Regions from separate parts of the Homo sapiens genome. Here regions 1 and 2 are each linked to region 3. The links are chromatin contacts, found by Hi-C or POLR2A ChIA-PET in ENCODE. All regions are on one chromosome and are shown on one strand. The core of a region is the stretch at or near the end of the contact, and the rest is flanking DNA. Distances in the headings are between cores, read along the strand shown.

What was found. Hi-C counts contacts between places; a loop is a spot of excess contacts on that map. ChIA-PET counts read pairs that join two places held with the same protein, here RNA polymerase II (POLR2A). Pooled maps may share reads with other maps.
Region 1: a map of heart left ventricle shows a loop between it and region 3 (2.9-fold over the local background). The contact joins two enhancer-like sites. A Hi-C loop is called at or near these places in 4 of 168 maps with a recorded cell type or tissue (HCT116, adrenal gland, heart left ventricle and 1 more) and 1 of 37 single-sample maps with no recorded cell type. POLR2A ChIA-PET finds 5 or more read pairs at or near these places in 3 of 52 experiments (HEK293T, Panc1 and WTC11).
Region 2: a loop to region 3 is called in a map of HCT116, with 3 times the contacts of the local background. The contact joins two enhancer-like sites. A Hi-C loop is called at or near these places in 5 of 168 maps with a recorded cell type or tissue (HCT116, Ramos, heart right ventricle and 2 more) and 1 of 50 pooled maps.

Annotation. Positions count from the first base shown.
Region 1 is chr10:99,448,878-99,452,413 of GRCh38, forward strand. It overlaps GOT1-DT (GOT1 divergent transcript), which reads left to right. Exons shown (of 5, transcript NR_183993.1): 4 at 2,908-3,120. Among named protein-coding and RNA genes, the nearest start is that of GOT1-DT, 20 kb to the left of the region's middle. Within about 2 kb of position 2,082, at least 2 of the 41 ENCODE cell types and tissues checked have a DNase peak (open chromatin) inside an H3K27ac peak, as active enhancers do.
Region 2 is chr10:99,393,876-99,397,856 of GRCh38, forward strand. GOT1 (glutamic-oxaloacetic transaminase 1) reads right to left here. Exons shown (of 9, transcript NM_002079.3): 9 at 2,995-3,811. The coding sequence ends at 3,672. It overlaps CNNM1 (cyclin and CBS domain divalent metal cation transport mediator 1), which reads left to right. Exons shown (of 11, transcript NM_020348.3): 11 at 1-455. Among named protein-coding and RNA genes, the nearest start is that of GOT1, 35 kb to the right of the region's middle. Within about 2 kb of position 2,088, at least 8 of the 41 ENCODE cell types and tissues checked have a DNase peak (open chromatin) inside an H3K27ac peak, as active enhancers do.
Region 3 is chr10:99,594,011-99,597,830 of GRCh38, forward strand. No RefSeq gene overlaps it. Among named protein-coding and RNA genes, the nearest start is that of SLC25A28, 25 kb to the right of the region's middle. RefSeq lists an enhancer at 1,756-2,256. Within about 2 kb of position 1,886, at least 3 of the 41 ENCODE cell types and tissues checked have a DNase peak (open chromatin) inside an H3K27ac peak, as active enhancers do.

The DNA.
Region 1 (3,536 bases), core at 832-3,331, 140 kb before region 3:
TTGTTGTTTTAAAGATTTCCTTATAGAGTCTAGGACTCTTTGGGGGATGTAAGTTCAGCAAATAAACAAACTATTGTCCTAACTTTACATTCTTATTTTAGAGGATTTCAGGAGCACAGGAAGAAGTTCTTCTGTTAACTGGGAATCGGCTTAAAAACCTAAAGTCATGTTTGAACTGTGCTTTTCATTTCCCTCTAAAGAGCATCCTAGCTAGAGCTTGACTAAATATATTTAAATTGAAGGCATATCTTATAACCTCAAAGAGCTAACAGTCTCCTACAGTCTGTTGGGGAAGCAAAATTGGCATTAGGGAAACAATTAGAGCACAGTTAAGTGCTAAATTATGTGGTACAAGCCCCTGGGCAACAGTTTGGGGATGATGACGGCTCAGAGGAGTTCTCTGCCTCCCAGGGGAAAGTGGAACTTGAGCTGGGTTAGGAAGCAGGAAGTCACATTCTGAAAAGTCTAGGCAGAAGGTGGAAGGTTTTTCAAGTACCAGGTAACTTCTCATACCTTCTCGTTTTCTGACATTTTAAAGTTTTTGTTTTGGGCCTGCCTACCTTCATGAGAATGGAAGCTTGATGAGGTCAAGGACTCTGTCTTTATTGTTCACCACTGAATCCCCAGTTCCTGGAACAGTGCCTGGCACATAGTGGATGTTCCATGGATATATGAATGAACAAATGACCATGGTGTGTGTGAGGAACTGTTCTGTCTGGAAAGAGGTGTCTCTGTCTCTGGGAGTAGAGGACTCTCCAACAGACTAGCAGAGGAGCAGCCAACTGAGCCTCAAAACACAGGAGCAAGTGGGATAAACAGGATAAACAGGATGTGGGAGCCACTCACAATTGCCAAGGTGGACCTTGTATAGATTGCAATAGGGGACTTGAACCTGAAATCAAAACAAAAGACAAAACTGCTCTGCACAGCCTACAGGACTCCATGTACTTGGTCAACCAACAGCTAAAGTTGGAAGAAAAAAGAAAAAAAAAGATTTGTTCAGTCCTATCCTACCTTTCCCTTGTTAAGAACATAGGGAACTATTAATGTGATCACAATACTTTTATTAATACCTACTATGATTGCATTCACTATTTAAGCAGATAGATTAATTGCTGTCTCATACTGAGCCAATTGTAGAACAAAAACTGGTCTGTTTTTTCAACTGTTGTTTTGTAGGTCTATATTTTGTTTTCCATCCTATATTTGTGCAATTGATTTTTGGGCCTAAATGCAGTGCTTTGCATTTTTTCCTGGTGCATTCTTATTGATTTGAGACCATCTTTCAGCTTATGAAATTCATTTAAAATCTTGATCCTATCATCAGTCACAGCAGTTATCCTCTTAGCTTGGTGCATCCATACATGCGATCTGCAAATACCCCAAGGATGTGGATGCCTAGATCTAATTTGGAGAATCCTAAGGGGCAAGGAGTGTTTGCCGGCTGACTCACCCTCAGTCATGGGCAAAACCGAAATGATGTGTGGCTGCTAGGACGGGGATATGTGGGAAACTTCAGGCTGGAGTTGGGAAAGGAATAACTGTTGGAATTCCAGGTTGAGGCAGATCCAAGTCACAATCTCTGGTTTAAGCAACCCAGAAAGATTTCTTCTAGGAAGCTGCTTTTATAAGTAAAAGGGGAAAAATAGCTTGATAATTTTTGAGGACAGGCAGCGACGGGGAAAGGGCACGTTGTTCAGTTTAGAAGCTAAACTAGGGGATAGGAAGAGGATGACTGGCCAGCTTAGACTGTTAGAACTTGGGTTTCCTCACTGGCAGGCAGATATTAGATTTGCTTAGAATCAAGACTGCTGTGAAGATCTTTCCTCTCTTGCTCTCGGGAATAAATCCTACTTTGGTGTTTTAAGCTGTTTCTCTTCTGTTAGCCACTCCCCAGATTTTCACTCAAATCCTGCATCAGTGTCCTTTGTACCTTTCCTCTCACTCTGTCTCTGTTGTAAAATCAATTATAATTTGCTTACATCTCCAGTTATGGGGGTACATTTTCCATCTGCTCCAAAATGCACACCCCTGGACTGCACCATTCCCCGCTCCTCCTGCCTCCCCCGCCCGAGCCGCCTCCCCAGCAACTTTATCTTCCTAAGCAGCTCAGGAACACAGATGTTTTCACCCTGTTGCTCCAGTACAAGGGTATTTTCCCAGTGTCTCTCTGTGTGTATGCTCCAGGCACCATCTCTCTGGGGAGGGAGAGAGTAAATGTTTTCATTCCAAACCCTCAGGGTCAGGTCTTGTTTGTCTAAACTGTGTTTGTTGCCGTAATTATCAGATTAGCTGATCTCTGACAGCAAGTTGGGGGTTGGAGATGGGGGAGACTATTAACCCTCTGTAGGATGGTGGCTGTGCTTTCTCATGGGAATACCTTTGGGAAGAGCTGTCATTTATCTTCTAACCTGGAAGATTTGTCTAGAATTCTTTTCACCAACCCTAACAGACCTTCATAATAGTCTGTTCTAAGTAAATCCAACCATCTAGCAGCCTCCACTGCTGGGATCCAACAGGCATTTAGCAGAGATGGAGGGTTGAAAGGGCATCTCTCCAGGGATCTGCTGGGAAGAGAAAGAAATGGAGCTTAAAGAGGATCTGGATAAATAACTCTACAAACGGTGTCGGTGTCTCTTAGACTGAATAAGGAAGCCAGGAGTAAGCACTGAACATCTTCAGCTAGTCCACCCATCCCCTCCCCCTTGGCATAAGTGCAGCGAGGCTACCAGGCCCCACTTAGCATTGTTTGGGGATTTTCTGTTGTTTCCGAGATTGTTAAGATAATTTTTCACCGCTGCTGTTTTAACAAAACTAAATGTGTAGACATTTGTGAGTCTTTGTCATCAGACTCATCAGGCTGGTGCTTTCAAAATGTTCACATCTGCCCTTTCCTTCTGCCCACAGCACCCTTGAACTTCTATATGGTCTCCAAAGACATGATAAATACAGAGATTGCTCTCTCCTCTCAACTGCAACAGTAATGATTCCTTTGCATTTTAATTAAGTCTTTTACACATGAATAAGTCTTTATCCTCAAATGGACTAAAGACTCCTCGAGGACAAGAACTATCCTTCAGTCCCATACATTGGTTACCTGGCAAAGGACCCTAAATGCAGGTATTTAATAAATATCTTTTGTTGACAGCATTTTTCCAAACTTCTTTTTTCTATTTCTCATCTCTGTTCCTTTCTGGGTTTGTATTTGGTTTTTAGTTACTTATGATGTTTACAGATCCTTTATTTCTGGAACGGTCCTCCAATTCATACTCAACTCAATTCCTCCTCTTCTCTTCAAACACACACACACATACACACACACACACACACACACAGAGAGAGAGAGAGAGAGAGAAACCTTTACAGAATATCTGTATACCTAGTACTGTACAAATATATTCTATGTGCAAAATCTTATTTGAAGCTCACCATGGCTTGTGAGATAAGTACTATTACATGTAAGCAGGCAGAGACTCAGAGAGTTAAGTAACATAAACAAGCTCCCACAATTGTAAGTCCCAGGTGTGTGTGACTCT
Region 2 (3,981 bases), core at 838-3,337, 200 kb before region 3:
CTGGCCTGGCCTGAGGCTCAGCAGTGCATGACTTCTCGTAGATAACTTCACAGTCATCCAGTCCCAACACCTGCTCTTGCCTGGTAGGAACAGGCGAAGTGTCAGCCCTCAATGTTGGGTACTTAGACCCAAACCAATAAATGGTGAGTTTTGAACAAGAACTACCATCATGCAGGCTTCTTGCCCAGCTGACCACTGGCCCCGGGGTGCCTGCCTGGCTGGTCTTCATCACCTGAGGCCACCAGGCTCAAGCCACTGCTGTTGCATTACACCCATCCCTTTGCAAAATCCCTATGGAGCCTGTCACCACTCCCCTCCCTATATACCCCCACCCCACAAAGATTTTCTTCAGGTTAAAAAAAAAGTTTAAAAAAAAGATTTTAAAATAAAGCATTTATGAAGGCTTAATAAATTGTAAATAATTTTTAAATAAAATGAAAATGCCTTTCCTGGAATGTGGCTGTTTTCCTTGCCCCTGGAATCTTCTGACGTGGCTTCATTTGAGATGCAGGTTGAGTGATGCCCACGTGTGATGATCTCACCTGTGCACCACCTGCCTGAAGAGGCATGCCGCTCCGGGCCAGGTGTGAGGCTGCGGTGAGGTCACGGGGAAGCCTTGGCACACTACTTTGGGAGGCCAGATGGTAAGATTTTGCAGGAGTGAATGCCAGAAATGAGAAGTAAAACCCAAATGAGAAGCCAGTATGCATAAAGACGAGGAAGGAACTAAGACGACAGTGAGAAGGGCTGGCATTTGCTGAACCCATGTGATGGGTGAGGTGCTGTGCTGGGTGCCGTCCAAATTCAGGGTCTTGGGGGCTAAACCCAGACAAGCCCCTGAGACAGAATGTTGGTCACACTAGCTCGCTTCTGCAGAACCTTCAGAAAGGAGTCCAAGTGGCATGACTCTGGCAGTTTGCAACCAAAGGCTAGGGAACGGAACACAAGAATGGGCCAGGCCTGTTGGTCAGTTTTAAGCCGATGCTGGAGGGAGGGAACAGCCAGGCAGGTGGGAAGATGTGTTTGGGCATATAATACCTGTGTGGAAGGAAGGCTGAAATCTGACACCTACTACTCATTTCTCAAAGCAAACAGGAGGATCAGGGGCCTATGCCAAAACCTCTTAAGATTCTTCTCAGGAACCTCAGTAGAGGCTATTCATTTCACTAACGGTAATAATAAATAATGGAAACAACTATTTTGCCAAGGGCTTTATGTTCCAAGTATTCTGTTAAGTACCCATTAGCTCATTTCTTTCTCAACCACCCTGTGGAGGAGGGGTTACTGTCTGCAAGGTTACTGTCTTCTTGCTCACGGTTACACACCTGGGAACTGGCAGAGCCTGGAGGTTGGAGTGCCCTGCTCTTGAGTGAGCAAAATTGGTGAAACAATCCCACCTCTGAAGTTCACTGGCATGTCAGAGGCCTGAGGAGTCCTGCCGGCTTCCCAAACTCACAGCCCTTTTTCAGGTGAACGCAGTGGGAACCACACCAACCAACATATCTGTCGGAATAGAAGAAGGCCAGATTCCCATTGAGATGGGCTTTTTTCAAGGCTAAAAACATTTGAGCACTTTGGTACTGTCACTTAGATTTAAAGATGTGTTTATCTTTAATGGTTTTGGCAGCCCCCTAAAGAGAAAATTTTAATTTTCCCTAACAAGAGAAATTAAATACTAATAAGATGGTCAGGTAGGATTGCACTTTGGAAGGCAACATTTTAGTATTTCAGGCTTTTTTTTTTTTTGCCCCAGAGAGCCAATTTTCGTCCCCATGGAGGCAGTATCGTCCCCATGGAGAATGAGTGGTTGAAAGCGTTTGGAGAGAATGGCAGATTGACAGAAGGTAGAATCATTCGACTTCTCTGTTGGCTGCCTTCCCTTACTAACAACAAGCATCTTTACATTGGGAGGAGAACAAAGACTGATATGTTCAGAAAGCTGTGAAGAGATGGGTGGGAGGGCATCTAATCACATTCACTCATGAACTTCCACCAGCCCAACCACACACTGGCAGAGTGAGTGTCCTCTGAAGAACTCCTGGGGCTCCAGCCAGACAGGGAAGGATCTGGAAACCACATCCTGTGCAGAAACAAAAGTGGTGGGGGAGAGGCAGTTCATGTGGAAAAGTGTAAACAAGGAATGACAACTGCTACTTTCAAATATTTGAAAGGTGGTAGATTAGAAGTGCCAGTAGATTTACTATCTGTGGTTTAAAGGAAGGAAAGGAGGGGCAGGGGAGTGGAACAAAGATCAAATTCTGGTTCAAGGTAGATGAACTTTTACCGTGAGCAAAAGGTAAATGAGCCTCTTTTTTTTTAATTAAGAGGCCCCACCAGCAGAAGGGGATGCCTCACCAGGTATTTAAAGAATCCATCACCACTACCACCCCACCAGTTGAAATGGATGAGTCAGAGACAATATGGAGAGACTATTTCACTGGCGGAGAGGCAGGACTTGATGACTTCTGAGGCCCCAGTCATCCCTCAGGACTGCAGGATTTTCTAACAACCCAAATGAGTCCTAGAAAGTGGCAGATCCTATTAAAATCACAAGAATTAACTTTAAATACTTAAAAACTCCAATTAATAGACCTCTTGTGTTAAGTAACATCAAACCCCACCAAATTCTACAAAATGGCCATTTGGAGCGGCCCTTGGACTCTGGAAATTGTGATGTATGTTTTTGTGGTTCTGTTTCAATAAACCAGGAGGGACTCTGACAGCAGGGAACGGGCTGATGTTCTATAATCAACCTGAGTGATGTCATCTCCTCTCACAGTCCAAGAAGTCCAGTTTCTTAAGTAACATAAGACAGCTGGCCTCCAAATGACAAGCCCGCAAAATCACCAGGGAGTTATATGGTGAGTTCACTGAAGGAAGCTATACTGTAAGAACACATTGTAGTTTTTCCTTTAGCCACTAGTAAAACCCTCTAAAGCATTCATTTTAAACTGTGGGTCACAACCCATTAGTGGTCATAAAATCAACTCCATGTCTTGATCAACATTTTTATTTTATTTTTTTAGGTGAAGTAGAACACAATAGAATGGCTCAAAAATATCAGAATGCACTACGCACATCACGAGTAAATACTGTTTGGTAAAACTTGTTTCAGTTAAATATGTACGTGTCCGTGCATGTCATGATTAAATATCCTTCTTACCACAGTCACCCTAAAGAACCAAAGCTTAGGACTAGGGACACAACCATGCAGAAAGAGCAGGGAGACCAGACACTCTGGGTTGAGATGATGAATTTAATGCCGCAGCCGACACCCACATTCACACTTTGGCTCCTTCAGACAACTTGATCTTTGGGACTAGAATTTGTACAGAGTCAAACACCACATAGAAGCACGTGGCCGCCACACACAACACTCCTTTTTAGTGAGAGGGACAAGATACCTATGTCTCATGATCAAAGTACTCTTTTATTCTTAAATAAAAATCTTAATTTGCTTTGACCTCCAAAGGCTCTAATCCCAGTCTCCAAATTCGTCTCAAGGGATGTTCTCTTCATGTGGGGCCGGTTTAAACAGAGGCTGCCTCACCAGAGCAGCCTTTCAGTCCTGCAAGTGTCTCTAATCCATGGTATGTACATGTAGGTTTGTGCAGGCAGGGAACACACATGACAGAGAACTACTTTGGTGGTACTGGACGGGTGGTGTTTCTTCACTGGATTTTGGTGACTGCTTCATGGATGGAGGTGGCCACGTAATCTAGATTTTTGGTGGTTAAGCCACTCACGTTGATTCGACCACTTGGCAGCAGGTAGATGTGCTTTTCATTGACCAGATACTCAACCTGCTTGGCTGTTGAAAACCAAAAGAAGACATAATCAGAGCAGAGGGGATCCTTAAAGCAGTGGAGGCTCAGCAATTATATGACAATTACAGCTTTACTTCTTTCCCCTTAACAGAGAGAAGCAAAACAAAAGGCGCTATTTTGTCCAACTGACAAACAGAAAAATATGCTCACTAGA
Region 3 (3,820 bases), core at 636-3,135:
TGGGAGTTATACCATTTTCCCTAACTCTTGAAATAACAGTAAACCACTTTGGGGGCCATTTTAGCTCTGGTTTAGATGGGAATGACTCATGACTAAGTGCTGAAGGCAAGGGGAATTGTACGTTAGCATCTTAGAAACTAGCGGACTCTCTCAGGGTAGCCTTTGCCTTAGGTTGTTAGAACCTGCTAAATGGGATGGGATTAATCCCTGGCTGTTCCTACCTATATGGAGGTGGATACGACGGTATTTCCTATCATCTGTGGGTGATTGGTGCTTTTTCTAGACGCTGTCCCATGCATGAGCTCATCTGAGCCTCAAGGTGTAGGCTATTACCTCGTTTCACAGATGCGGAACCTGAGATGTGGAGGCTTCTTGCCAGAGTATTCGCTGCTCTTTATTGGCAAACACAGGAAAAGAGCGCCGATCTCCTTTTTCCCAGTGTGCCATGTGGCGGATAACTACATATTTCTTAAACTAAGGGACAGAGGAGTTATTAACAATAAGTTTCCAAAACTTCTTACTTTTCCAGAGCAATGATAAAGTTCCAGTGAAGACTGAGGTTACTACTCTAATGATATTAATGATAAAAATTATTAGAAGCCCTCGAGGTACAGTCCATGCAATCCAGCCTTATGGTGAGGGGGCACATGCATATATAATATATATTTGCATACATGTGCTTTGGATAAATTATGAAAGAGGATATACAGGGGCCAGGTACGGTGGCTCACGCCTGTAATCCCAGCACTTTGGGAGGCTGAGTCGGGCAGATCATGAGGTCAGGAGTTCGAGACCAGCCTGACCAACATAGTTAAACCCCATCTCAAAAAAAATAAAAATATTAGCTGGGCGCAGTGGTGCATGCCTATAATCCCAGCTACTCGGGAGGCTGAGGCAGGAGAATCACTTGAACCTGGGAAGTGAAGGTTGCAGTGAACCAAGATTGTGCCACTGCACTCCAGCGAAAAAGTGCGACTCCATCTCAAAAAAAAAAGAAAAGAAAGAAGATATACAAAATAATAACAGTGATTATACATAGTAGAATTATAGATTTTTATTTTCTTCTTTAGCTTTTTACATGTTGATTATATTCATTATAATTTCTATGTGTCATTATTCCTTTTTTTTTTTTTTTGAGACAGAGCCTTGCTCTGTCACCCAGGCTGGAGTCTGGAGTGCAGTGGCAAAATTGCAGCTCACTGCAATCTCCGCTTCCCAGGTTCAAGCGATTCTCCTGCCTCAGCCTCCCGAGTAGCTGGGACTGCAGCCATGCACCACTATGCCTGGCTAATTTTTGTATTTTTGGTAGAAACAGGGTTTCAGCATGTTGGCCAGGCTGGTCTCAAATCCCTGGCCTCAAGTGATTCACCCACCTTGGCCTCCCAGGAGGATCACAGGTGTGAGCCACCACACCCAGCCCGGATTTGATTCTTTAACCAGCTGAGTAGGTGTTATTTTATTATCCCCATTTAACAAAGGAAGTAACTTCCCTAAGTCACACCACACCTTTTATAAGAGGTGGACTTTGACACAAGCCCACATCTCCCAACTGCTTTGATATTTCTTTCCATTCTGAGACCCCATGTTTGTTAGCTTGTTTGAGTGAATGAGTGAGCTCTGAGCCTTCCCTCAACACACACACACCTCTACAGTCCTGTACTCATGTCCCCTTCCTTGCTATTTCCTCTGTGTGGCCTCTGCCAAGCACAACCCCGAACGCTTATGTGGGAAGGAACCCAGAAGGGGGTCTTTACCCAGTACTCAGTCTTTGCAGAGCTGGGAGCAGCCTGCTGCCCCCACAGGGTAAGATGATTTCTTTCACGCTGCATTAGCCTATGAGACAGGCGTTCTGGCATGCTGTTCCAGGAATCCTCATGAAAGGCCTGAAGGGGTAGGGGGAAGCAGGTATTCATTGCAAAGCATGAGGTTGAGCTGCTCTTTCCACCTGGAGGGTGATCTGAGCTCAGCCCACTGCACTGCAACTGGACACCAGGCAGCAACTGGCAGGGAGGTCCTGGAAGAGCTGGTGACACTGATGCTGTGTCATGCTCCTCAGAGGACACGACCCTGCCCTGCCCAGGGATTATAAATGGCTCTCCCGGGTATTGTTGGGTTTCTTTCCTTTCTACAATGAACTAACAGTCTCTGGACCACAGAACTATGGAGTATTTGAGTCATGGGAGGAGAGGAATAGTGTTGGGCAAAGAGACTGGTGGGAAAGAGGGGGACCCGGGCATGTACCCGGGCTGATGGGTGTGCACTGTGGGACCTGGACCTGCCACATGACTCCTCTAGGCCTGCTTCCTTCCTTACCAGATGGCCATGAGCTTCACAATTTTAATGACACCTACCTTGCAGCATTGTTTTAAGGCTTAAATTGGTTTACTTGCTCAACAAATTACTTATTAAGTACCTATTGTGTTCCAGGTCTTGTTCTTGGTGCTGGAGAACAGAAAAAGTCCCAGTCCTCATTTGGGGGAGACGGATGATAAACAAACATATAAAAAACTTCAGACAGCGGTAAGTGCAATAAGAGAAATAAAGCGGAATGAAAGGGATAGAGTGGTAGGGGAGGCTATTTTAGATAAGGAATTTGGGGAAGATCTCTTTGGGGAGGTGAGACTGAAACCAAGACCAGGAAGAAGTGAGCGAGTGAGCCAGGCCAAGCTCAGTAGCTCACGCCTGTAATCCCAGCACTTTGGGAGACCAAGGCAGGAGGATCACTTAAGTCCAGGAGCTTGAGACCAGCCTGGGCAACATAAGGGAGACCTCATTTCTACAAAACCATTTTTAAAAAATTAGCTGGGCATGATGTTTGCACCTGTAGTCACAGCTACTTGGGAGGCTGAGGTAGGAGGATCACTTGAGCCAGGGCAGTCGAAGCTGCAGTGAGCTGTGATTGCGTCATTGTGCTGCAGCCTAGGTGACAAAGCAACACCCTTTCTCAAAAACATATGTATAGGCCGGGCACGGTGGCTCATGCCTATAATCCCAGCACTTTGGGAGGCCAAGGCAGGTGGATCATGAGGTCAGGAGTTTGAGACCATCCTGACCAACATGGTGAAAACCTGTCTCTACTAAAAATACAAAAATTAGCCAGGTGTGGTGGTGCACACCTATAATCCCAGCTACTCAGGAGGCTGAGGCAGGAGAATTGCTTGAACCCAGCAGGCGGAGGCTGCAGTGAGCCCAGATCAGACCACTGCACTCCAGCCTGGGCGACAGAGCGAGACTCTGTCTCAAAACAAAACAAAACAAAACAAACAAACAAACAAAAAATGTATAAACAGGCCAGTTGCAGTGGCTCATGCCTGTAATCTCAGCACTTTGGGAGGCAGGTGGATCACTCGAGGTCAGGAGTTTGAGACCAGCCTGCCCAACATGGCGAAACCCTGTCTCTACAAAAAATGTAAAAATTAGCCGGACATGGTAGTGTGCACCTGTAGTCCCAGCTAGTCAGGAGGCTGAGGCATGAGAACTGCTTGAACCCAGGAGATGGAGGTTGCAGTGAGCCAAGATTGTGTCACTGCACTCCAGCCTGGGCAACGGAGCGAGACCCTGTCTCAAAAAATACATCTATCTAAAAGTAAAATAAATAAAAGATAAAGAGAGAGTGAGCCAGGTGGTATCTGGGGAAGAGCGTTCCTTGCAGAGGGAACAGCAAGTGCAGCAGGGTAGGATCACACGAGACAATGGATATGACAGCCCTGGGCTGTCATGTAAACACAAGGACCCTCCAAGCCGGCCACTCCTCACTGGCCTCCTGAACCTCTGACAGCTAGCAAAGAAGTGACCAATTACAAAAACCTAAGTATTACAC